Linked DNA regions of Homo sapiens: regions 2 and 3 are each linked to region 1. A link is a loop called in an ENCODE intact Hi-C map of the cell type or tissue named here. Cell type or tissue: PC-3. All regions are shown on one strand. Region 1 overlaps C7 (complement C7). Region 2 overlaps PLCXD3 (phosphatidylinositol specific phospholipase C X domain containing 3). Region 3 overlaps LOC105374739 (a long non-coding RNA gene).

Region 1 (8,000 bases):
TAAAAGGAGGTATCACTTGCCATAAATACTAGGTAACTATAAAAGTTATATGTAATGGAACTAAATAAAGTTGTGGACTCTAGCCAGATACTGGTCCAACATTGACTATGCTGTTTCTCTGTGAGTTTAGCAAGTGTTAGAGGGGTGTTAAAAACATACTAGCACCAAGCTGACACTTTCTTCTAGAAGTAATCAGACGGATTTGAAGAGAATAAAAGAAGAAGTTACTTTCTCACGTTGTGATTCAATATTTGCTAACACTATGTTTAAGTAGTACTTACAGTGATCTTGAACTCCCCCAAGAGCACAGCAAACCTCCCATGATTTGGGCAGTACTATGAAAGTGGAATGGCTGGGTCTCCAGAGCCAAGTCACTGTCTGGGCTTCCCTATCTGTAAATTTAGGAGCTGGACTCTATGACTTGTAAGGTCTCTGTCGTCTCTTCACTCTCTGCCCTCCTGGCCTGTACCCGCTGGCACCTGTCCCCTCACTCCCTCAAGGTTTGCAGCACAGACTGATGACATACATATGTGACTCTAGCCATGTCTGGGTCACTTTTGGTTAGGTGGTCACCATTGTCTGCTGGCTGACCTTGTTACTCATCTTTGGAAGACTCCTGGCTGGTGTATTCCAACCATGGACTTTCCATGCACAGACTCCTTGCCTCCTTAACTCATTTCTGGTTTGTTTTTTGGGATTTGTAGCCTTTTGCATGCCATGCTCTCTCTCAAAGCAAGTTAAGTTCTCTTTTTTTCTCTCTCTCTTTGTTTGAGTCTTGACTTGGTTCTTTGTTGAGGGCTTCTCATTTGACCTCAGTTGCTGGCTTATATGGACAGCAGCATGTATGTAGGAGATAGTTGAAGAGCTCTTGACTTGGATAAAACCACCCCATGTGGTCTAACCAATATAAAGCCTGCTACCAACCTCAAAACCTATTTCTTTGGAGTGGAGCAAAATGCCCCAATTTCCTGGTCCTACTGCTTTTCCAGGGGATAATTTATTATGTCATTCCAGGCAGGAGCTTCTACAGCTCTGATCACCACATTATTACTTTGGAGGTGATGTTCTTTGACTCCCCGACCTCCACAATGTACCATTAAGCCTCTTTCACTTACTTTTCCAGCTGAGAGCAGCAAATGTGTCTGCCGAGAAGCATCGGAGTGCGAGGAAGAAGGGTTTAGCATTTGTGTGGAAGTGAACGGCAAGGAGCAGACGATGTCTGAGTGTGAGGCGGGCGCTCTGAGATGCAGAGGGCAGAGCATCTCTGTCACCAGCATAAGGCCTTGTGCTGCGGAAACCCAGTAGGCTCCTGGAGGCCCTGGTCAGCTTGCTTGGAATCCAGCAGGCAGCTGGGGCTGAGTGAAAACATCTGCACAACTGGGCACTGGACAGCTTTTCCTTCTTCTCCAGTGTCTACCTTCCTCCTCAACTCCCAGCCATCTGTATAAACACAATCCTTTGTTCTCCCAAATCTGAATCGAATTACTCTTTTGCCTCCTTTTTAATGTCAGTAAGGATATGAGCCTTTGCACAGGCTGGCTGCGTGTTCTTGAAATAGGTGTTACCTTCTCTGGGCCTTGGTTTTTTAAAATCTGTAAAATTAGAGGATTGCACTAGAGAAACTTGAATGCTCCATTCAGGCCTATCATTTTATTAAGTATGATTGACACAGCCCATGGGCCAGAACACACTCTACAAAATGACTAGGATAACAGAAAGAACGTGATCTCCTGATTAGAGAGGGTGGTTTTCCTCAATGGAACCAAATATAAAGAGGACTTGAACAAAAATGACAGATACAAACTATTTCTATCCTGAGTAGTAATCTCACACTTCATCCTATAGAGTCAACCACCACAGATAGGAATTCCTTATTCTTTTTTTAATTTTTTTAAGACAGAGTCTCACTTTGTTGCCCAGGCTGGAGCGCAGTGGGGTGATCTCATCTCCCTGCAACCTCCGCCTCCTGGGTTCAAGCGATTCTTGTGCCTCAGCTTCCCAAGCAGCTGGGATTACAGGTGCCCGCCACCACGCCCAGCTAATTTTTGCATTTTTAGTAGAGATGGGGTTTCACCATGTTGGCCACGCTCGTCTCCAACTCCTGACCTCAGGTAATCCGCCTGCCTTGGCCTCCCAAAGTGCTGGGATTACAGACATGAACCACCACGCCTGGCTGGAATACTTACTCTTGTCGGGAGATTGAACCACTAAAATGTTAGAGCAGAATTCATTATGCTGTGGTCACAGGGGTGTCTTGTCTGAGAACAAATACAATTCAGTCTTCTCTTTGGGGTTTTAGTATGTGTCAAACATAGGACTGGAAGTTTGCCCCTGTTCTTTTTTCTTTTGAAAGAACATCAGTTCATGCCTGAGGCATGAGTGACTGTGCATTTGAGAATAGTTTTCCCTATTCTGTGGATACAGTCCCAGAGTTTTCAGGGAGTACACAGGTAGATTAGTTTGAAGCATTGACCTTTTATTTATTCCTTATTTCTCTTTCATCAAAACAAAACAGCAGCTGTGGGAGGAGAAATGAGAGGGCTTAAATGAAATTTAAAATAAGCTATATTATACAAATACTATCTCTGTATTGTTCTGACCCTGGTAAATATATTTCAAAACTTCAGATGACAAGGATTAGAACACTCATTAAAGATGCTATTCTTCAGAATTGTTTCATTTGTATGATGTTTCATTTTAGAGAAGATTTTCATGATGAATGGTTAATGTGTTCTTGCCTGAAGTTTTATGTCTGATCCAGATCTAGCTTTTTGTATCAAAGTGTGCCCTAAGGGAAGATGCAGATATAATATGTTGAAGTTACAAGGAGGCAGGTTTCAATTGGTTAAAAACAATGACATTCAGACATTGCAACTGCATTTGTTAGCGGTTATTACAGAGTTAATTTCTACCCTGGATGGGAGGACACATTTGAACATGCTAGGCCTGGATGCAGACCCTGAGACAAAAGGTTGAACAAGTAATTCATTTGGAAGGAAATACCTCAGTATCCTTCCAATAATTTCTCCTCTTAGCTTAAGCTAGTATGGAGTTAGATTCCTACCGCTTATGTATCACCATGCCCCCTTCCTAAATAATACAGAGGATATGGTCAGCATTATCACATATCATCAGAGATTGAGGTTTGAAAGAAAGGAAATGAGTAGATGTAACTAAGAGGTTTGAGAAAGGAATTTCAGCAGAGTTATTGAAGGAGAAGTCAAGGAGAGGAGAAGGAGAGGAGCAGTGAATGTTGTCGTGAAGAGGTGTTGTCTTGAAATACTGTATTTTTTTCCTCCTTTTCTTTTCTGAACATTCTTGTGCTGACCTTTCCTCTAGTCCAACAGAGGCATTCACAATTGCCTGTGGAGAATTAGGATTGTCGCAGCAGGTCAGCAAGGAGAAAGTCATTTTTAAGATTAAATTTTTAAAAATGTTTTGAAACTTCCAAAATAAGTTCTTGAACACCTATGGAGAGGCTTTGAGGAAAGTTAAGGGAATGATTTTATACCACAAAAATAAATGGAAAAAGAATAAAGACTGTGAGAATTCCATCTTCCTGCCCTTTCCTGTGCCTCAGATCAGGTGAGGGTCATCTGGGTTAGAAGGGGATAGAGCCTTGGAGGAGGCAGAGGGCAGAAAGCATTGCTGAGATTAGAGTCATTTGGCCCTCAGAAGGAACAGACAAAGAGAAGGAAATTGGCTGGTGCATTAATCATCACTAGCTTCAGGGAGCTATGTGGAGGCCAAGGCACATCCTACAGATCATCGCTTACCACTCATGAGGACGCTACAAGTTACCTGGGCAGAGAAGGTGCCTGAGAATATTTCCTAATCGTTTTGAGAAGTGCCTTCCTGTGACATCTTATGTATTTCCTAATTGATCAAAAGTAGTGCTGCTTCTCTAAGCCCTGAGATTTAATGAGCCCCATTCAAACTGTTATTAATGTAACCTTCTTTCCCAGTGCAGGATGACTTGTAATCACCTTGAAAGAGAAGGAGGGTTCTTCGTATTCAGGTAGGGTATGGTAGGGATGTGGAGTGCCAAGCAGGAAATCTGACAAGTGACCCCCGGAACTTTGGATTACCTAGCAACTAGCCAGGTAACTGGCTAATCTGATTGAGGGTTGCCCTCTTTGCTGGGCAGATCATGGCTAATCTCAGCTTCACATGAGTCTTGTGAACCATCTAGTTGTTTTGTAACTGCTAAGAGCTGCAAGTGCTGAGCAGCTGGTTTATACAGCATTCCCTGAAACAGCCTAGTATGTGTCCATTTATGTGCCCGGCTTATTATGTGTCCACTTATGTGTCCAATTAGTAATCACTTTTTCTTTCGGTCAAGGTATGTGTATTAATCAATATTTTTTGAACCCGTCCTGTCTCAGTCTGTTTTATGCTGTTATAACAGAATATCACCAACTGGGTAATTTATAATGAGCATAAATTTATTTGGCTGCTGGTTCTGAAGGCTGGGAAGTCCATGAGCATGGTGCTGGCATCTGGCAGGGCCTTCATGCTGCATCATCCTATGGCAAAACGTGGAAGGGCAAGAGAGAGCAAGAGGAAGCAGGGGCTGAACTCGTTTTTATAACAAAAGCACCCTCATGATAACTAACCCATTCCCGTTACAACAACACAATCCATTCATAGCAGCAGAGACCTCATGTCCTAATCACTTCTTATGAAGGCTTGCCTCCCAACACGTGCATTGGAGGTTAAGTTTCCAACACATGAACTTTGGGAAACACATGCAAACCACGGCACCATGGTTTATCATTATTCTGTATTTTCTTTATGTTCCTATTCACATTTCTTATACACACATACTCACCCACCACAGGCATTTGGATTATTTGGAGATAATACACACATACTCACACATAATACACACAAACTTACTCACTTATACACACATACTCACCCACCACAGGCATTTGGATTATTTTCACAGCATAATAGCTAGTGGAAGTGGTCATCATCATAAACTTGAAGAAAACTTAAGATATTGCATACTTTGGGCACAAGATGAAGTGGGTATTCAGGGGTATCCAATACTTCTCTTTCTCTTCTCTGAAGTAGAGCGGATAGACAAAGAAGAGAAGAGAAAAGAAAAGGGGAGGCAGGAGAGATAGAAAGAGAGAGATAAATTGGGCCATTCTTAGTATGGGATTGGCAGAACTGAGTAGCCATACCAGTCCACTGAGATTTTTCTTCCTTGATGGACTAGTTAAAGCGTACTCAATACTTGTGTTAGAAACAGAATGGCTTGTTTCTTTCTCAGAACACTAAGCCAGAAAAGCGACATCAGTAGGAGGCAATTTCCATTAATGTCTGAGAAAACAGGTTTATGCCTGCCTTTCAATTACCTTGGACTTTCAGGCCATTCACACATTTGTGGACGAGAAAGCTGATGCCATGATAGGAGCCCCTGCTGTGACAACCAAAGCACCTACAATTTGTCTTTTTATTTATTCCTGTCAGGCTGTGAAGGCAAAGCTCTAGATTTACATTCAAGATATCAATCACATAGAAAAATTTGCTTCCTCAGCCAGGGGTTAACAAGACCAGATGGAAAGACTGCCGTTGTTTGAAAGGGGTGGGCTGGAGGTGAGAAGGTGGGCAAGAGAAGAAAACATGAAAATGTTCTTTTCAATTCATAGGCTGAGGACAATTTCCTGTGAAAAGACAAACATAGGAACTGCTCTGTTATCACTGTTATTTCCATGCATCTCTATGAGAGGAGACTTGCACTGAATTCCAGGGAAGGGGACTTAGTTATACGGCAGATCAATGATGTCCAAGACAGAGAAACATTGACTGAAAAACGAAGCACATGCGATGTTGGCTTGAGGGTCTATTACAAAATAATCAGCTGCCCTAGTCAACTGGGAACACAGAGAGGTCAAGGAATTTTCAGCAACAGTAAAATATAATTTTCTTATTAAAGAAAAAGTTTTGCCTGGCATCCCTAAGAGAAAATGGATTAACATGAAAGGCTTAGGATTGGTGTATCATTAGGCCATATACAACCCACGTGTGCATTATGACAGTATTTAATAAGGGGCCACAACTGAACTCTAAGTCCAGAAACTCTTTTTTGCACAGGTAGCACCAAGAGCAACTCCTGAAGTCAGGCATTATATAAAGCTGTATTCAAGCCCACTGACTGGACCCCCTTGTGACCCTATAGAATTAAGCAGCTTTGGTATGATGATAATGAGCCTTCCAAAGTATCTTGAGTCTCTTAATAATGTAATGATTGGCTGTTTAGCATGGACATGGGCACAGATTCATTAAATGTGGCAGAGAAAGGCACTTTTGAGGAAATCTGGTTCCCAAATCCCCTATAGCTTGGTGAAAATAGTGACTTATCCTCATTGCTCAGTACACTGGCTGTATATGCTCAATAAAATGTCCATTTTACAGTCACTTTCCACAGTCTCACAGCTAGTTAGCAGAAAGTCTAGTCTTAAAAAATCTCTTTATCTCCCAGAGTAGAGCTCATCCTGTTTCACTCTAGCACTGGCCCCTTTACTGTCTTGTAGACCTTGCGGATATTGTATGCTAGTCGTGTCTTGCCAGACAGCAGCATAGTTAAATGAGTCGTGTAGGGGTGGTTTCTTGCTATAGCTAGAGTGCTAGTATTATGAAATGTCAGCATAGACTTAAATAGGCAAGACATTTCTTTTGTTCCATGAGTAGTATGATCCTCCTAATTATCTTCCTTCCTTGTTTTGAATATAGATGGAGGTTTCCTGTAACCTTCCCTGTGGAGCATTGATTGAGGGTAGGGAAGTTGAAAATTGTGGTAGACAAGGAGCCAGAAGGCTTAAGGAGGAAGCTTAGCAATTACTGAGATCTAAACAATGTTGACAAATAGGCCTAAGTTTTGGAAAAGTTGATCTTGGGACTTTGGCTTATGAAGAGACTGCTAGTCCTGCTTCTAACAGTGGAGGTGACTGGAGCTAACAGTTCTTTTGGATGTATACTGGGAATTATAATCTTGCAATAAACATTCTTTCCAATTTAGATGGGAGAAAGGAGGGGACTGTCTTAGTTGGTTCAGGTCTCTATAACAGAATACCACAGACTGGGTGGCTTAAACAACATTTATTTTTCACAGTTCTGTAGGCTGGAAAGTCCAAGATGACAAATTTAGTGTCTATCAGGGGCCTGCTTCCTAGTTTGCAGATGGCCACCTTTTCTCTGTGTCCTCACATGGTGGACAAAGAGGGAGCTCTGGTCTCTTACTCTCCTTATCAGGGCACTAACATCATCAAAAGGGCCCCACCCTCATGACCTCATCTATACCTAATATCCCCCAAAGAATCTACCTCCAAATACCATTGCATTGGGAATTAAAGCTTTAACATATGAATGGGTGGGGTGACACAAATATTCAGTCTGTAGTAGAGACTGTGAACTGGTGTGATTTTTTGGGTGAAACTGTTGCTTCATTCAGTGGGTTTCTGAGGAATTTTGCTTCAAAAGCTTGCCCTTTGGCAATCCTGGCAAGTAATGCAAAGAGATCAAACTAAATTTATAAATCAGATATATTGTGTCTGCAGATGCTGGGGAGACACTTTTCTCTCATATTGAAATAGCAGTGCCTCAAAGATCTAATACAGGAGCTCAGCAACGTAGGCTGGAATTACCATCTCTTCTGAGACAGAACACTGGTCCTCAATCTTCAGATGTGTAATGCAAAGACTTGAATACCAGAAAAGAGCAATGTTAACATTTAAAGCTAAAACTTCAGTAGTGCTTATCATGTGCCAGTAAATGCTGCTAGTTGCCTAGTTCCTTGCTTCTTATGAGTGGTTGATCAGAAATATCCAATGCAGATATTTCGTTTATCTCTATTACCAGTTCATGCCATGGTGTGTAAGTGCTTTCTTTACTACTGGAAATAGAGTCATTAGCATCTTTAAACTCAGATCCAAATCAGAAAACTTGTCCTTGAAATTCTGTTTCTCTAGAACCACTCTCAGTACATAAAT
Region 2 (8,000 bases), 430 kb after region 1:
CTTTTCTAAAGAAAGCATCAAGATAGTCATGCTGTGATTTCTCTTTGGGCAAATCTGTATCTTTCATATTGTGTAAAGCCTCCTCCTCAGTACATCTTACAGTGAGCTCATGTAAAGAAAGTTGGTTTCCTTATTTAAGTCTTTTGATCCAATATTCAAGATGCTAAATTTGAGAAGTCCTATTTTACTGATGACTCTGAGGAGTAGAGAAGTTCAGTATTCATCACAATTTTAATCAACTTGCTGGGTCATTTCTTTAAACCAGTAGATGAGCTGACAACGAATCATTTAACAGCATCAATATTCAGATTATTCAGATCAAGAGGCAGAAAAAAAGAGCTTGCTCCCATTGCCATCCATGGTGAAACTATTAAGTCTCTTTCTCATATGAATTTATTTTTAAAGATTATCAGCAGGGCTTCCAGAAAAAGAATTATAAGAGACCCAGGTATTACCAATGCTGCTCTTTCAAGGCCCACACTTTGAATGTGAGGTATTAAGGTAATACAGACATCTTCTTGCTCATCAACTACTCATTACATTGCCTTCTTTCCTGAGCCCTGAGTTTCCTGTGCTTCCACTCTCAGTCTCTTTTCTGACACATACACACATATGCATATACACAAACACACATACATGTTGACACACATACTTCTGCTTATCTGATCTGAGTTGTGATTATATGAGGACATTCTAAGTTTTGGGAGATGTCACAACACCTGTGTTGTTGGTTGAATACTTTCCTGTCACATATAAAAAAATCTGAACTAAACTTTTTTTTAAAACAAAAAGGTTGACAGAACATTTATTAATAAGTTTTGTGATTAATTTTATTTTAATAAACTGTCTGAGGTTATTTAGTTATTAATACTCATAAGAAGAACTCTGGAAGTCAATCCGCACATCTTTATTAAGAAGTCAAACACAAGTCTGTGGCCATAAGAATACGGTGTCGCATAAGTAAGCCTAATTCCTCTTACCCTTGAGGCCACCAAGCTGCATTTTCAAATGTATATATTTCTACATTTGTAACGATCACCCTTCCAAATGTAGTGAGTCAGGGAGAAGGATGAATCAAGGATGACTAAATAATAAGAAAGATGGGGGAGGAAAGTGTCCATAACAGAGATGTGGCAAAGATGAGGAAGAAAAAGAGCAGATTTTATTAACACTATTGCCTTGGCTATTTTAGCAGAACACAGAGAAGAATCCAAAAAGGACATGTCTGTTGGCAAACAACTTGGGAGAGAACCAGAAGTGAACCCAGTTGCTTGTGTCATTATTTTGCCTTAGCCTCCAAGAGCCTGAACAGCCCAAGGAGGACAAGACAGTCTTGACCTAAGGGAAAGATATGCTTTATTTACAAGAAAACATTAAAAAATCTGTTTTGTACAGGAAACTGTCTAGTTCTTTTCCTATTCACTGCCCCCAAAGATGACCTATGAAGCTGGAGAAACTGGATTATCGGGAGCCTTGAGCAGCCTTAAGCCCAGGGTGCTAAGGTCACAAAATGGATCACTCTCCCTTTGCTGGCTGGGCTCCAGCCACAGCAGGCTTTTTTGAGCTTATCAAATATACTAAGCTCATTTCAGCTTAGCCCCTGCACTTGGTAATCCCACTGCCTGCGATACTCTGCCCCTCATTGTGTGCATGGCTAGCACCTTTTCATTCAAGTCTCAGTTTAAATGTCATCTTCTTAAATAAACCTCGTATCTAAAGTATCTAACTCATCCAACCCTCCCCTGCTGCCTGTTAGTCTGTATCACATGATCTAGTGATATTTTCTTCATAGAGTTTATCACTAGCTTCAAGTTTCATTTTATTTAGTTGCATATTTGCTTGTTGTCTATCTCTCCCCACTAGCATTTAAATTCCATGAGAATTAGTATAGAATCTGTCTTGTTCGCTATTGTGCCCTCAACAAAAGGCACTGCCACTAGTACATGAAAGATGTTCCCTAAATATTTGTTGCATGAAATAATATATTTTCATTTCACTAAACCTCAACATCCTCATCTATAAATAGGACTGATATCACTACTTATAAAGATTATAAAATAAGTGATAAGCAGTAAACACAAATTATGCAGACAATATTCAAGAAGTATTAACTTTTATTATCACCATGAATTACAATTTCTACATTATTAACACTGAGAACTAAGTGCCTGGCACAGAGTAGGTTTTCACCAAATGAATGAATGAATGAAAGAATTAATAAGAATTATACTGAGAGATTACAAACAACATGGTTGTCATAAGCTCTCAGAACTAACTCAAAGAAAATACTGCCACAGCCTCTGGGGTACTTTAGATAGATTAATGTCTTCTAAAGCCCCCCTCCTTTTATTTATCTTTTTTTTTTTTTTTTGAGACGGAGTCTCACTCTGTTGCCCAGGCTGGAGTACAGTGGCGTGATCTCGGCTCACTGCAGCCTCCGCCTCCTGGGTTCAAGCAATTCTCCTGCCTCAGCCTCCTGAGTAGCTGGGACTACAGGCGTGCGCCCCCACGCCTGGCTAATTTTTTTTTTGTATTTTTAGTAGAGATGGGGTTTCACCATGTTGGCCGGTATGGTCTTGATCTCCTGACCTCGTGATCTGCCCACTTCAACCTCCCAAAGTGCTGGGATTACAGGTGTGAGCCGCTGTGCCCGTCCCCCGCCCCCCAGCTCCTTTTATGATTCCCTGGACCGTGAATTTCCTGTACCGGATGTCGCAATGCCAAGCCCTGCCAATTCTGGAAGGCTCTGCTCCTTACACATGTGCCGTTTCAGATTCTTACTATTACTGTATGTTCTGATATCCAGGCTCAGCACTGACAGCTGTCCTTCTACCCAGGCCATCTGAAGGAGGCTCAAGTGTAGGGCACCTCACTTTATGGCCACCTTTTTTCCCAGCAGTTTTATCCTTGTGACAAGGACCTAAAACTGAGCATCAACAGCAGCGGTTGAAAGAGAAGCAAACAAAAGTCAGTGCCATATAGAGGTAACGTGCAGCATAAGAAAAGAAAGTTGGGAAAGGAAATGTGGTTGCCACACAGTCAGCCACATCTTCCCTATTCCTCTGTAGCAGCTAATTGTATAAGACGTTGATATCTTTTTTATGCCACCTTCTCCCCCGATTTCTCCACTGGAGCCTCCTGGTGGTGGCAGACCCTGCAGTTTGGGGCAGTCTTGAGTATATGTAACCACAGGAGCAGCTCTTATGTGGGAAGACAGAACACATAGCCTGGGCAAATGGGGGAGGGCAGATTAGATAAAAACAAGTCCATATCACTAAAACCAACTATTCTGAAAGACAATGACTCGATTGTGTTTTCCCTCTAAGAAGAAAACAAATACAAAACCTGGCAAATAAACAGTCTAATTATTAAATTCTCTTAGATTTGAGAACCAAGAAGGCCTCTGAAGCCTATTTACCTTTGTTCTTGTATGTCTGGCACTATTTCTTTTCCTTTTATGAATAAAGAAAATCTGAAATAACACAACATTACCCTTAATCATGTTTGTGCTACAGAAATAACATCTCCTTGAAATACCAGCCTTTGATTCTATGATGCCCTCACCAAACACCACTTCTTGCCAATAGCTGGATCTTTTCTTTATCAAGGGAGTGTTTGAGGGTTGGGGATTATTTCTTTGCTCTTCCTTCCAGTCTCCCTTTCTCTTCCTCTAGCCTTGGGATTTGAGATCTGGATATGTAGAGAATATATTTCCTTTTGCTCTCCAATCTCACAGCAGAGCTGGGATAATAAGAAATGTTTATAAAACTGGCACAAACAAACAAACTGGTTTCTAAAAACTAGAATGTAGGTACCAAGTTGAGCCCATCATAAGATGATTCTGAATAGTATCACCTTCATGCTACATGATATTTGGTCTTATAAATCTTACATGGCATGCAAACATTCCCAAACTCCTTACTCCAAATAATATTTTTATAATTTTATATTTTATAATTTTATAATTTATAATTTATAATATTTTTATAATAGTTTTGGTCATATAGAGTATTGATCATGGATATATATATGTCCATATTGATATCCATATATATATCTCCATATATATGTATCCATATATATATCTCCATATATATGTATCCATATATATATCTCCATATATATGTATCCATATATATATCTCCATATATATGTATCCATATATATGTATCCATATATATATATGTATCCATATATATCCATATCTATCTATCTGTATGTATGTATAGCTGCACCATTTAGAGCACACACAGACACAATCACATTTCTAACAATTGTTTTACTTCTTAAGGAATTTTTTTAGGCCTTTTTAATACACTGAACTGTTTATATTGTCTTCTGATAGGAACTGTTTAGACTGGATTCAAATCGTGGTCAAATTTATACTCTATATTCTTACTCATGTTTGGTCTCTTTAGGAAAAAAATATATACCAAATGCATTGGGTTACAACATCAATGTTTTTCCGTAGTATTACATAGTCTTCAAACATTGTTTAAATGATTGCATTGTGCCGTATATGCTAATAAATACTTTAACAATTCCTTTATAAGTATGTGTTTCGAGTTATCTCTTTTATTAATTATACCGAAATGAAACTCTTCCTATATCTTTTATAATAAATTCTCAGAAATTCAGTAGTCTCATTTATTAGGAGGTGACTTACACCCTTTCTTTACCTTTACTTCATTATTTCTTCCTGTCTTTTCTCAGAGTTGTGTACCTAACTTAAAAGAAGTCAAGGACATGAGAGCTGTTAGTGGGAAATTACAGTGGCAATGTGCTCCTTTGCCACTCGCCCTTGATAATGACCTTCTAATCACATACTGTTTTCAGTCTGCACCCCTCCGCCTCAGAAAACAGGCATTTCTTGTTTCAGCCTTAATGTCTCACATCTTTATTACATTATCTTTTATTGTGTCAGCCTCTACTTCTTATCTGTAGTCACTCAAGATCTTACCTCAAAGAACCCCCTAATGCTAAAAGGACTTGATATTGTCTGGACTTGGTGACATACAATTTAGAGTATACACAGACACAAACACATCTCTAACAGTGCTTTACTTCTTAAGGAAAACTGTAAAGCCTTTCTTTAATTCAACTATTTGTACTGTCTTCTGGTAGGAATTGTTTAGACTGGATTTAAATTGTGGTCAAATTTGCATTCTATATTCCTACTCATGTTTGGTCTCTTAAGGAAAAAAGAAGTAACGACATGACAACCAGTAATTTTCTAATGATCCTAAGTTGAGATCAAAACAAAACAAAGAATAATAATAAACTCTGCCATTTATTGTATTACACTTACTAGAATTATATGTTTAACTTGAGAGTTACCACCAGTTCACAGAAGATTGCAAATAATTTTTTTTTAAATTGCCTACTTACAAGTTACTTATTTTTCTACAAACCAAACAAATACTTTGCAAGTGAATGATGCCAAGATTAGATCATGAAAGTCATAAATTTTGTACAACACAAAGAAAGGATGGCTGCGAGCTGGCTCAATTGCAGTGTCAGACCAGGCAAATCAAGAAGAAATATTAGAACCATTTTGTTTCTGCACTGAACTTGGAAGAGTCATTTCAAATCAAATGAGCAAACATGCATTGAACACCTGCAATGCAACAGGAAATTTGCTAAACACTATGATAGATGTAAAAATAAATATGACTACTTCTGGCCCCAATAAACTCAAACCCAATAAATTTGTGAATGTTTTCAAAAAAATGGTCCTTGCCTTTAGGAACTTTAAATGAAAACTTCTGGCCAATCCTGCCAAAGAGACTGTTATTCCACTTTTCCATTATTTGTTTCTAACAGTCAATGTGCTTGAATTACAGGAGATATGGGTTAACTGGATTAGCTTCTTGGTCATAAAAGTGTTTCTATTATTATTACTAGTTTAGGCAATGGTCATCACACTTATGAGGTGAAAGAAGGGCTTTTAATCTCCCAGTGTGAGTAGGCTTTGATTCTCAGTACAATAAAAATCACCTATATTCTGCACCTTAAAATATGACAAACTAGAGTTTAAAAAAAAATTCTCCCATAAGATACAAATATGTTTTTCAAATATTTATTTTTTAAAATGCACCGCTGAGCTGGTAAGAACATAAGGGCAATTTTCAAGGGTCAAAACCAAACCAAGGAGCAGACAGAATCCAGGTGGGTAAGCCAGACCTGAAGCCTTGGAGGTTCTGATGATATTTACTGATACAAAAATCTAGGACTTTTGAGTTTTTTTAGATACACAGTAGAAAGGTCTGGGCCTAACCAAGCAGTATTCACATAAAGCTAAGACCCACATGCTGTACTATACTATAGCCCAGTGAAACTGAGGCTTCCATACCCCAAAAGAAGTTTTCAAAGCAACTTGTCTGTCTTGGCCTTAGCTCTTGATTGGGATGGGGGAAGAGAGGGAGTAGGCATTTTTTTTTTTTAATTATTTATTATTATTTTTTTGAGATGGAGTTTCGCTCTTGTTGCCCAGGCTGGAGTGCAATGGCGCGATCTCGGCTCACCGCAACCTCCGCCTCACCAGTAGCTGGGATTATAGGTATGCACCACCATGCTCGGCTAATTTTGCATTTTTAGTAGAGACAGGGTTTCTCCATGTTGGTCAGGCTGGTGGAGTAGGCATTATTTTTGATGGAAAAAGAGAAGTAACTAATTAAGAAAGACACTTCTACTGTGGTCTTTAATTGTACTGCGAATATTTTATTTCTTTACCTGTATGATGAATAGGAGGGTGATTATTATATTTGTGTGTCTCTAATATCTCTGAATCAAATAAAAAAGCATAAGTAGCCTGTTACAAATACAGTACTTAACCCTTATTTGCAGTTTTGCCTTCCGCAATTTCAGTTACCCATGCTCAATCACAGCCCAAAAATGTTAAATGGAAAATTCCAGAAATAAACAACTTATAAGTTTTAAATTGTGCACCATTCTGAGTAGCATGATGAAATCTCCTGCTGTCCTGCCAGGGACATGAGTCATCCCTTTGTCCAGTGTATTCACACAGTCTACACTACCCACTCCTTAGTCATTTAGAAACCATCTCAGTTATCAGATCAACTGTCAAGGTGTCACTGGGCTTGTGTTTAAATAACTCTTATTTTATGCGATAATGGCCTGAAAGCTCATGAATAATGATGCTGGTATATTGTTATAATTGTTCCATTTTATTATTAGTTGTTAATTTCTTATTGTGTCTCATTTATAAATTAAACTTTATCACAGGGATGTAGGTATAGGAAAAAACATACTATATGTAGGGTTTGGTACTATTCATAATTTCAAGCATCCACTGGGGATCTTGGAATGTATCCCCTATGGAAAAGGGGATGCTATTGTAAAACCAAAGACATAGATTATTTTTAGATTAAAAAATTCAAGGTATAGCTAATTAAATGACAGGTGAGATTAGAATTCCAGCCTCTCAACACCGAATCCCCTGCTCTTTCTGTACTTTTTAAAAAGAGTGTTTCAAGACCTCCCAGAAGTTTTGTATTTTACTGTGGGATGTGGCTGAGCTCAGTCTCAAGGGTAAGTCATTTTCAGGAAACCTTGTCCCAGACTGGCAAATACTCTGTGTGCTCTTTGGAATAGCTCCAAAACAGGCCATCCACTTTGGTACATCTTTGAATACAATAGTCATCCTGGATCTAGATTAGAAAATCCACTAAGAAATGACTCTCTTGTGTTGGGGTGAAATTTATTGACAGATCCATATGTTTCCTCTGACTATTTAGTTCACAATGACGTTGCCCATTTCTGAATTCTTAGAGCACTTATTATGCATCCTAATCACTTAGATACTTAGTTCCATTCTGCATTTAGTAGGTAAATAGGTTATATCTTCAATGTGACTCAAAGTTCCCCCAAAAAAGAGATTTATTTTGCAGTCCCTACATTGCCAAGAAAATTTAGAATAGGAAGGGATATTATTATCTGCTTGAAACTTCTTATACTACATTTGAGGTAATTTGCCCCTA
Region 3 (8,000 bases), 130 kb after region 1:
TTTCTTTATGTTCTTTCAAAATATAATTTTATTGTCTTTGGCTTCTACTAGTTCTGTCTAGAAATCAGCTGTGAGGTTAATTTGTTAATTAAAAGGTTAATTCCTTTGAAGGGTTTTTTTTTTTTTTTTTTTTTTTTTTTTTTTTTTTTTGCTTTACAGCTTTCAAGTTTTTGTTTTTGTTTTTTATTTTGTTTTTGTTTTTTATTTTGTTTTTTTTCTGTCTGGTTTTTAACTGCTTGACCATGATGAACCTACATGTGGTTTAATTCTAGTTCAGCATTATTCCTAGGGTGTAGCTCTATAAAATTTCAATCAAAACCATGTGGTATTTCTTAGGGATCTTCTTTGTGTGTGATCATTGAACTCAAATTTTTGTAGCCTCATGAATTGCTGTAAAGCTCCGCTCAGCTTCTCGGCCCTCAGCTGCCATTTTCAGAGTTGGCAATTCCCTTAAGGGGAAGAGCTTAGCTCTCTGGGCCTCTTTCCTCTGCTTAGACGGTGGCACCCCAGATCTTCACTTTCTTGGGACTTTTCTTATGCTTTTACATAAACTAAAAAAAAATTCCATACTTCTGAGTTGTTCTCAGTTGGAAGGATAATCTGAAAAACCTGTTGCCAGAAGCAGATTCCTATGTGAAGCACTCAGAGCAGTGTGCAGCTCCATGGAAACATCACTCTTACCACAATACAACTCAGCGGTGTGGATTTACTTTAATTTGTTCTGTTGTGCACCAATAATTTTCCTCCTGATGACTTCTGTTTTTCTTTAATTCAGCAAAATTTTCAACCATGTTCTCTGTTCTTTCATTTGGGAACAATTATGAGGTATATGTTGGAGTTTCTTAATCTATTCTCCTTATTTCGTATCTCTAAGTTTTTTTTTTTCTTTATCCTCTATATTTTGTTTTGGGTACATTCCTAACTACTATCCTCCAGTTCACCAATTCTCTCATCAGTTGGATTTTTATCCTAACCTTTCTTGTTTCAGTGATTGTATTTTTCATTTCTATGATTTTAGTTTTCCTCTAGCTCTACTTATTCTTGATTCATATCTTCCTGTCTTTGCTCCATAATTATTGATTTTACTTTTGGAAATGAGAGTAAGACTCAGGGGGGTGAAGGGAAGTCCACAAAGGAATCTCCAGCATTTGGCAGCATTTTTTTTTTCTCTTAAGGTGTTTGCTAATGCCAGTGTCTAGAAATTGAGAAGCTAAGTAGAGTTTCAGTGATTTAATGGTGCTCAGGCAAAAATTGCCGTTTCCCCCTATATTTTCCTCAGTGATTTGTTGTATTAAATAAGTCAGTCAACTTTAGTGACAAAAGTACTCAATATATTTTAGCTGCCATTATTTTGTGTCAATATTGTTATCATTTTTATTATATTTCTTTTCCTCCTCCTCATAACTAGAGGATTTTAAAGTCCCTCTTAGAAGAATGCTTTAATATTTGCTATTATTCTAGAGTAATTTCTCCTGTCTTTTGATCTTTATGATGCTCATTGTTCTCATGCGCTTGGAAATTTTCATTTCCAGGTTCATCTTGTGTAGAATTTATGTGTATGTTTATGTACACATGTATGTGTTTTTCCCTCCTTTTTCCCTGCACATATCTCTATGTTTGTATGTTACAACTGCCTTTGCCCAGTGTGCTGAAATCCTCAGCTTGGAATCAGACCTTATTTTGGTGGCATGGGTGTGTGATCCTGAAGCATTATGAGAGTCATTTCCTAAGTCAGCAGGTTTGCTTGACCCAAGTTTGGAATCTTAACTGTTGATACTCTCTCTAGCATGGATGGACCTTTTTATAAAGACTTTGGCCATGGCAAGGAGCCCCGGTCACCACTGGATTCATGTTACAAAACTCACCCTGATGTCTAAAATGTGTTTGGGGTTTATGGTTTCTAATCAACCACCTAGAAATTGATCACCTACATATTTGTTCTGGATTGATCTGGAAGCTCACGTGGTCTGGGGTCCTAACCCAACTTAATTATTTCTGATTTATGAATGTCTAGTTAATATCATCTTAAGCACAAATACAACTTCCAAAATATATGCACATATTTTGTCATTGCTATGGGTAGATAATAAAGTTGTTTATTTAATGGGTAATCTTATAATACTACTTTGACTAGAATCAAATATTGCTATTATTATCAGTGGAAACAGTAGTAACAGTAGAAGTAATAGTGGTAATTATTGCAGTATTGGTTCACACTAAGCTTGTCATCACCTAAAAGTCTCAGATTTTTTAATATGAATTATTGTAAAGTCAGTGTTTGATTTCTTATATGCGCACAATTTTGGTGTACACTCATATATTTTTGTAAGCAGAAGGGGGCAAGCTACCAAATTCAGTTGGGAAGCCATCCAGCTAAAATATTTCTTGACAGTTTTGTAATTTCTGAATTACAAATTAAGAATAAGTTAAGAATTAAGCATATAATCCAGGCATTTAGTCAAAGGCAAGTACATGGATCCCTGCTAAATTTGGTTCTATATTAATATATTTAGAAATTACAAACTGTTAAGAAATATTTTAGCTGGATGGCTTCCCAACTGAAACATAAACAATTAAACATTTTCTTTAAGCAAAAGTAATTTCATGGAATAGATGTAAAATAGTTTCTTCTGTGTCAATTTTTTTCCCCAAAGGTTTCTTGTTAAATACCCATATGATAAAATTGCTGGCAGCTTCTTCTTTGTGTTCATCCTTTTCTTCCTCTTTCTATTGTTTCTTCCCTCTGTGATGAGGTTGAGGATTCCTAGCATCATATCTTTAGGGAAAAATAAATGTATCAGGCAAGATAATCCCATTAATTAATTTGGATTTTAGTTGTAAAGTATTGTATTAATCATAATCCCTGCATTGCAATACATTTTGATCATTAGTTCAGCTAGGTGTGGCCCTCTTTTAGTTCTTCGTTTATGGAATAAAATTTGGACTTCTATTTTAAATATAAATATTCATGTAATTAGAAACACATTGCCGCCCGGGTGCAGTGGCTCATGCCTATAATCCCAGCACTTTGGGAGGCAAAGGCAGGTGGATCACCTGAGGTCAGGAGTTTGAGACCAGATTGGCCAACATGGAGAAACCCCATCTCTACTAAAAATACAAAAATTAGCTGGGCATGATTGTGCACGCCTGTAATCCCGGCTACTAGGGAGGCTGAGGCCGGAGAATCGCTTGAACCCAGGAGGGGAAGGTTGCAGTAAGCTGAGATTGAGCCACTGCACTCCAGCCTGGGTGACAGAGTGAGGCTCTGTCTCAAAAAGAAAAAAAAAAAAAAAAAGGAAAAAGAAACACATTGCCATTTTCAATAAGTGGTTAAGCAAAAAGAGAGTACTTAGACAGGAATTGCCTATCTTTTGCTTATGCTCAAAGGCAAAATAACATGGTACCAAACATATTTGCATCTAATTAGCAGGTAAACTGTATATAATAATCTGTTTTAGTTTCACCAAGAAAGTGGTTGAAAATATTTTAAAAATTGAATTTGGATGCCTCCTGGTGGTATATACACTGCAGGTTCATCAAAGGATGCCCCCACCCCATTCTCTATCATCATACAACTTGATCTTTATCCATCTTAGGTTTCCTATCTCTGAAAACATTTTCATTTGCTACCTATGTTGAAAGCCACAGAATTAGTTAGTTGACCACGCTTGGAAACTGGACTTCTAAACGCAAATTCTTCGTGTGTGTTGTCTTTAAAATACGTACAGATGTAATACTACTGAACACAATTCCTAAAGAAAAGTTAATTTAGTATGCTAGAGAGTACTGGACTAAGAGTCAGGAGACCTATATTCTAGTCCTTGTTTTTTTTTTTTTGTTTTTTTTTTGTGACATATTCTTGGTGCGAAGCCCAGGCTGAAGTGCAATGGCATAAACTCGGCTCACTGTAACCTCCACTTCCTGGGTACAAGTGATTCTCCTGCCTCAGCCTCCTGAGTAGCTGGGACTACAGGTGCATGCCACTAAGCCTGGCTAATTTTTGTATTTTTAGTAGAGACGGGATTTCACCATATTGGCCAGTCTGGTCTCGAACTTCCAACCTCAAGTGATCCACCTGCCTTGGCCTTCTGAAGTGCTGGGATTATAGGCATGTGCCACCACGCCCGGCCTCTAGTCCTTGTTTTGCTACTAGCTAGTTAGTAATCTTAGGAAAACCTCTGAACTTCAGTGGGACTTTCCTTTTGCTTCCTATTCTATTTTACTACCAATCTACTACATCTTGCTGAACCAGCAACCTGAGAGTTACCTTTGATGGCTTTCTTTTTCCAGTCAATTACATTCAATCCATCAGAAAGTCGTGTTGGTTCTACCTCCAAAATATATTTTGAATCCTCTACAACAATCCCAGTCCAAAGTACCATCATCTCTCACCTAGATAAGAGTTACAGCTCCTTACATGGTTTTCTTGATTCTGCTTTTTAAAATGTAAACTGGGTTATTTTACTTTCTTACTTAAAACCATGACTTAGAATTAAAAAAAATATATATATTTTTTACCATGACCTAGAAGGCTCTACATGATCAACTCTTGCCTATTTCTTTAGTCTTGTATCTCACTTGCTTATATGGTCTAGCTACATTAGCCTTATTTCCTTCTTCTTTTTTTTTTAATAGTCTGGAACATAATAATCATAGGTATTTTAATGTCCTATTTCTTTTTTTTTTTTTTGATTTTGGAAAGAATTTTTTTTTTTTTTGAGACAGAGTCACGTGCCATCGCCAGGCTGGAGTGCAGTGGCACGGTCTCAGCTCACTGCAACCTCTTCCTCCCGGTTCAAGCAATTCTCCTGCCTCAGCCTCAAGAGTAACTGGGACTACAGGCATGTGCCACCACGGCCGGCTAATTTTCATATTTTTAGTAGAGACGGGATTTTGCCATGTTGGCCAGGATGGTCTTGATCTCTTGATGTCACGATCTGCCTGCCTTGGTCTCCCAAAGTGCTAGGATTGCAGGCATGAGCCACCATGCCTGGCCGATTTTGGAAAGAATTTAATATATTCTTTATTGTTAAGTGTACTCGATGCTGCACTTCTGCAGTCAAATGCTCTACCCTTGAGCTATACCCACAGCAATGCTGGACTTCTGAAACAACAATTATGCTTCAGCATAATAGCATATTCTACATAAATTCTGTTCATGATGCTTGTTCCTCTGATTTGCCTGGAATCGATGAATCATGTTCCAAGCACTCTTCTAGGCACTAAGGATACACGGCAGTGAATAAAGTTGAATGCCTGGTAGGGAAGTCAATAAACAATCCAGTAAATACAGTATATGTCGGGCAAGTACAAGGGAGAATACAGCAAGCAATGGGTCTAAGGAAGCTTTCTTTCTCTCCTCTGTACTTCCATACTGCCTTGTGTGGTGGCTCCAAGCTTTGGGCACCATGTCTTTTCTGTGCTGGCACAGCACCTAGCACTGAGTGGTTGCTTAGGAAATGTTTGTAAAATGAAGGAATTCACTTCTTTGTTCCCCATTCAACAAACCTTTCCCGAGTCTAGGCCCAACAGCTTAAATGGGCTGGAAGGCCAATGAGGTTCGAAACTCGGAGGCAGCCAGTTGCGGTGGCTCACACCTGTCATCCCAGCATTTTTAGAGGCCAAGGAGGGAGGATCCCTTGAGGCCAGGAGTTTGAGACCAGCCTGGGCAACAAAGTGAGACCCCCGTCTCTACAAAAAGAAAGAAACCCAGAGGAGATCACACAGGTGAGAGTGCTTTATAAAATTTAAAAATGAAAATTGTTCTAGAGAAATAATAATGCAACAGAGGCCAGAACCCCAGGACCTCAGCTTCCATGAGGCTGTGGGGCCAAGGGAGAATCCAGGACCTAAGGCTATGGGCCAGGCACTGGAACCCTAGGCAGGCCCCCGCTTTCCACCACCAGGGACCACATTCGGCCTCGGTCCCCCGGAGGTGCCCAGGGGCACTCACCTAAGCTCGTAGAGGCAGACAGCAGACCGTGACAGCCCGCTACCTCTGGAGGTATACAGGCACCATGTGCCCACCAACCACGTTGCCCTGACAATTCCCTGTTTCTTAACTAATATTTGAGTTACATGACAAGATGGTCTGCATTTATTGTCCAATTTGTTTCTTTTAGTTATTGGTTACACAACTCTTATATGCTCCTGTCTCTTTACATGCCTAGTAATTTTAAATATCAAGTATTATACATTTAAAAAAAGTAGAAGTTCCAGTTGATGTTATTACCCACCAGGGAATTTCAACTCTTCCTTTCACTGGGCAGATAGGGTGTGGAGTCTATCACCTGGACTGTGATGGGTTGAGGCTGGGTTGCAGTATATTTCTAGTTCGCCCTTGTTCTTAGGGCTTGGTCCTCCAGGGTTTTTCATCAAAGAGTCTTTGGGATTTCTTCTCAGTGGTGAAACATGGTAAGAATTTCCACTCTGATTTTGAGACCTTTTTTTAAAAGCAACTTTATTGAGAAATAATTTACAAACGATTACATTCACCTATTTTGAGTGTACAATGGTTTTTAGTGTATTTACAGAGTTGTGCTGCAGCCATCACCAGTCTAATTTTAGATCTTCGGAGAGGTTTTGACTTCACTCTTTAGCCTACCCCATGTACCTTCAGCATTGGCAGATGTCTTAAGAAAATGACTTACTTTATAATGATGCCCCAGAAGTCTTCATTTTTGTCACTCCTGCCCTGTAAAACTGCCAGCTCTGCTGGCTTTTCTGTCCCCAGCAATAGCTCTTTGGTGGGGACCCAGCTTGGATTCTCAGCCTCTAGATTTGCTGACACTCCCATATTGGCAAATGCCCTTGTGAAAAAGTGAATGGAAACCACCAGAGTTATTTCATCACTCTCTCAGGGCTCTAACTTTTTTCTTTTTTTCTTTTTCTCTTTTTTTTTTTTTTTGAGACGAAGTCTCCCTCTGTCACCCAGGCTAGAATGCAGTGGCTCAATCTCGGCTCACTGCATCCTCCACCTCCTGGGTTCAAGCAATTCTCCTGCCTCAGACTCCTGAGCCTCCCAAGTAGCTGGGATTACAGGCGCCCATTACCACACCCAGGTAATTTTTGTATTTTTAGTAGAGACGGGGTTTCACCATGTTGGCTAGGTTGGTCTTGAATTCCTAACCTCGGGTGACCCACCCCCTCTTGGCCTCCCAAAGTGCTGAGATTTCAGGTGTGAGCTACGGTGCCTGGCCGAAGGCCTCCAACTCTTGTGATTTTCCTCCCAGACTTTTTGCTGTTAAGCACTAGGAAAGTACAGGAAAGCCCTGTCTGCTTTTCTGAGGCTTCAGCTTAATGTTTTAGCCTCCCACTCTTCACAACCAAAGATCCCACTGGTTCTGTTACCACTGGGGACTCCGTGCAGGGTCCACAGTCCTCAATTCTTCTCTTCTTGGGAGAAAGAATTTGGCCAAGAGACAGAAGTAGATTTAAGGCAGAAACGAGAGTTTAATGAAGCAAAAAAAAAAAAAAAAAAAAAAAAAGTACACTTGTAAGGAACCAAGAGTGCAGCTCAAAAGATTGAGTGCCCTGCCTGATTGTTAGCTCGGGGCTCTTACAGATTTACTATTTACTGGCTTTTTTCCCCAGACTCTTCTAGTCATCCCTCCCCCAGGCAGGCTGTTGGCCACTGGCGGCAAGCACAGTGTTGCCTCAGTATCTGGGAGGGTCTGCATGCACCCTTTGGTAGTTGAAGTTATGGGCTTGCTCCCCTAGGGCAATTTTCCCATACCAGTGTAGCGCCCCCAGAGGAAGGTCATATATGAGTCAAACTCCGCCAGTTTGCTCCTTACAGACATGTGCATGCCTGGACATGTCCCAGAGGAAGGTCAACGTCTGCCATTTTAAGTTCATATCGGGAAGTTGTTGCTCACAAGTTCAAGGTGTCTCTTGTTTGTTAGGAAATTTTCCCCTCCCTGTCGTCTGCTACCTGACCATTGCTTGGTAGTCACCCTTCAGCCCCCGGGACATTCTTTGGGGCCCTATCCTGACCGGCT

The links. A loop is a pair of places that touch in the nucleus more often than their neighbours do. Peaks named below come from ENCODE experiments on the same cell type or tissue, not always from the same donor. Only the 100,000 strongest peaks of a DNase experiment are listed, where the experiment ranks them.
Region 2: a loop joins it to region 1, with 2.8 times the contacts of the local background. A loop is called at or near these places in 2 of 110 quality-filtered maps.
Region 3: it touches region 1 in a loop (2.8-fold over the local background); 2 of 110 quality-filtered maps call a loop at or near these places.

What each region holds. Positions count from the first base shown.
Region 1 is chr5:40,980,269-40,988,268 of GRCh38, forward strand. It overlaps C7 (complement C7), which reads left to right. Exons shown (of 18, transcript NM_000587.4): 18 at 1,124-4,375. The coding sequence ends at 1,305. Among named protein-coding and RNA genes, the nearest start is that of C7, 75 kb to the left of the region's middle. In PC-3, no CTCF peak of the experiment used is centred here; DNase peaks (open chromatin) are centred at 3,713 and 4,853; H3K27ac peaks cover 2,451 bases.
Region 2 is chr5:41,407,787-41,415,786 of GRCh38, forward strand. All of the region lies in intron 1 of PLCXD3 (phosphatidylinositol specific phospholipase C X domain containing 3), which reads right to left. LOC105374740 (a long non-coding RNA gene) reads left to right here. Exons shown (of 2, transcript XR_925950.3): 2 at 1,193-1,399. Among named protein-coding and RNA genes, the nearest start is that of PLCXD3, 99 kb to the right of the region's middle. In PC-3, a CTCF peak has its summit at 3,150 (motif pointing left); DNase peaks (open chromatin) are centred at 1,055, 6,965 and 7,625; H3K4me3 peaks cover 156 bases; H3K27ac peaks cover 5,105 bases.
Region 3 is chr5:41,114,867-41,122,866 of GRCh38, forward strand. The region is part of intron 5 of LOC105374739 (a long non-coding RNA gene); the gene reads left to right. Among named protein-coding and RNA genes, the nearest start is that of MROH2B, 48 kb to the left of the region's middle. RefSeq lists enhancers at 7,144-8,000, 7,393-7,894, 7,895-8,000. In PC-3, a CTCF peak has its summit at 3,520 (motif pointing left); no DNase peak of the experiment used is centred here.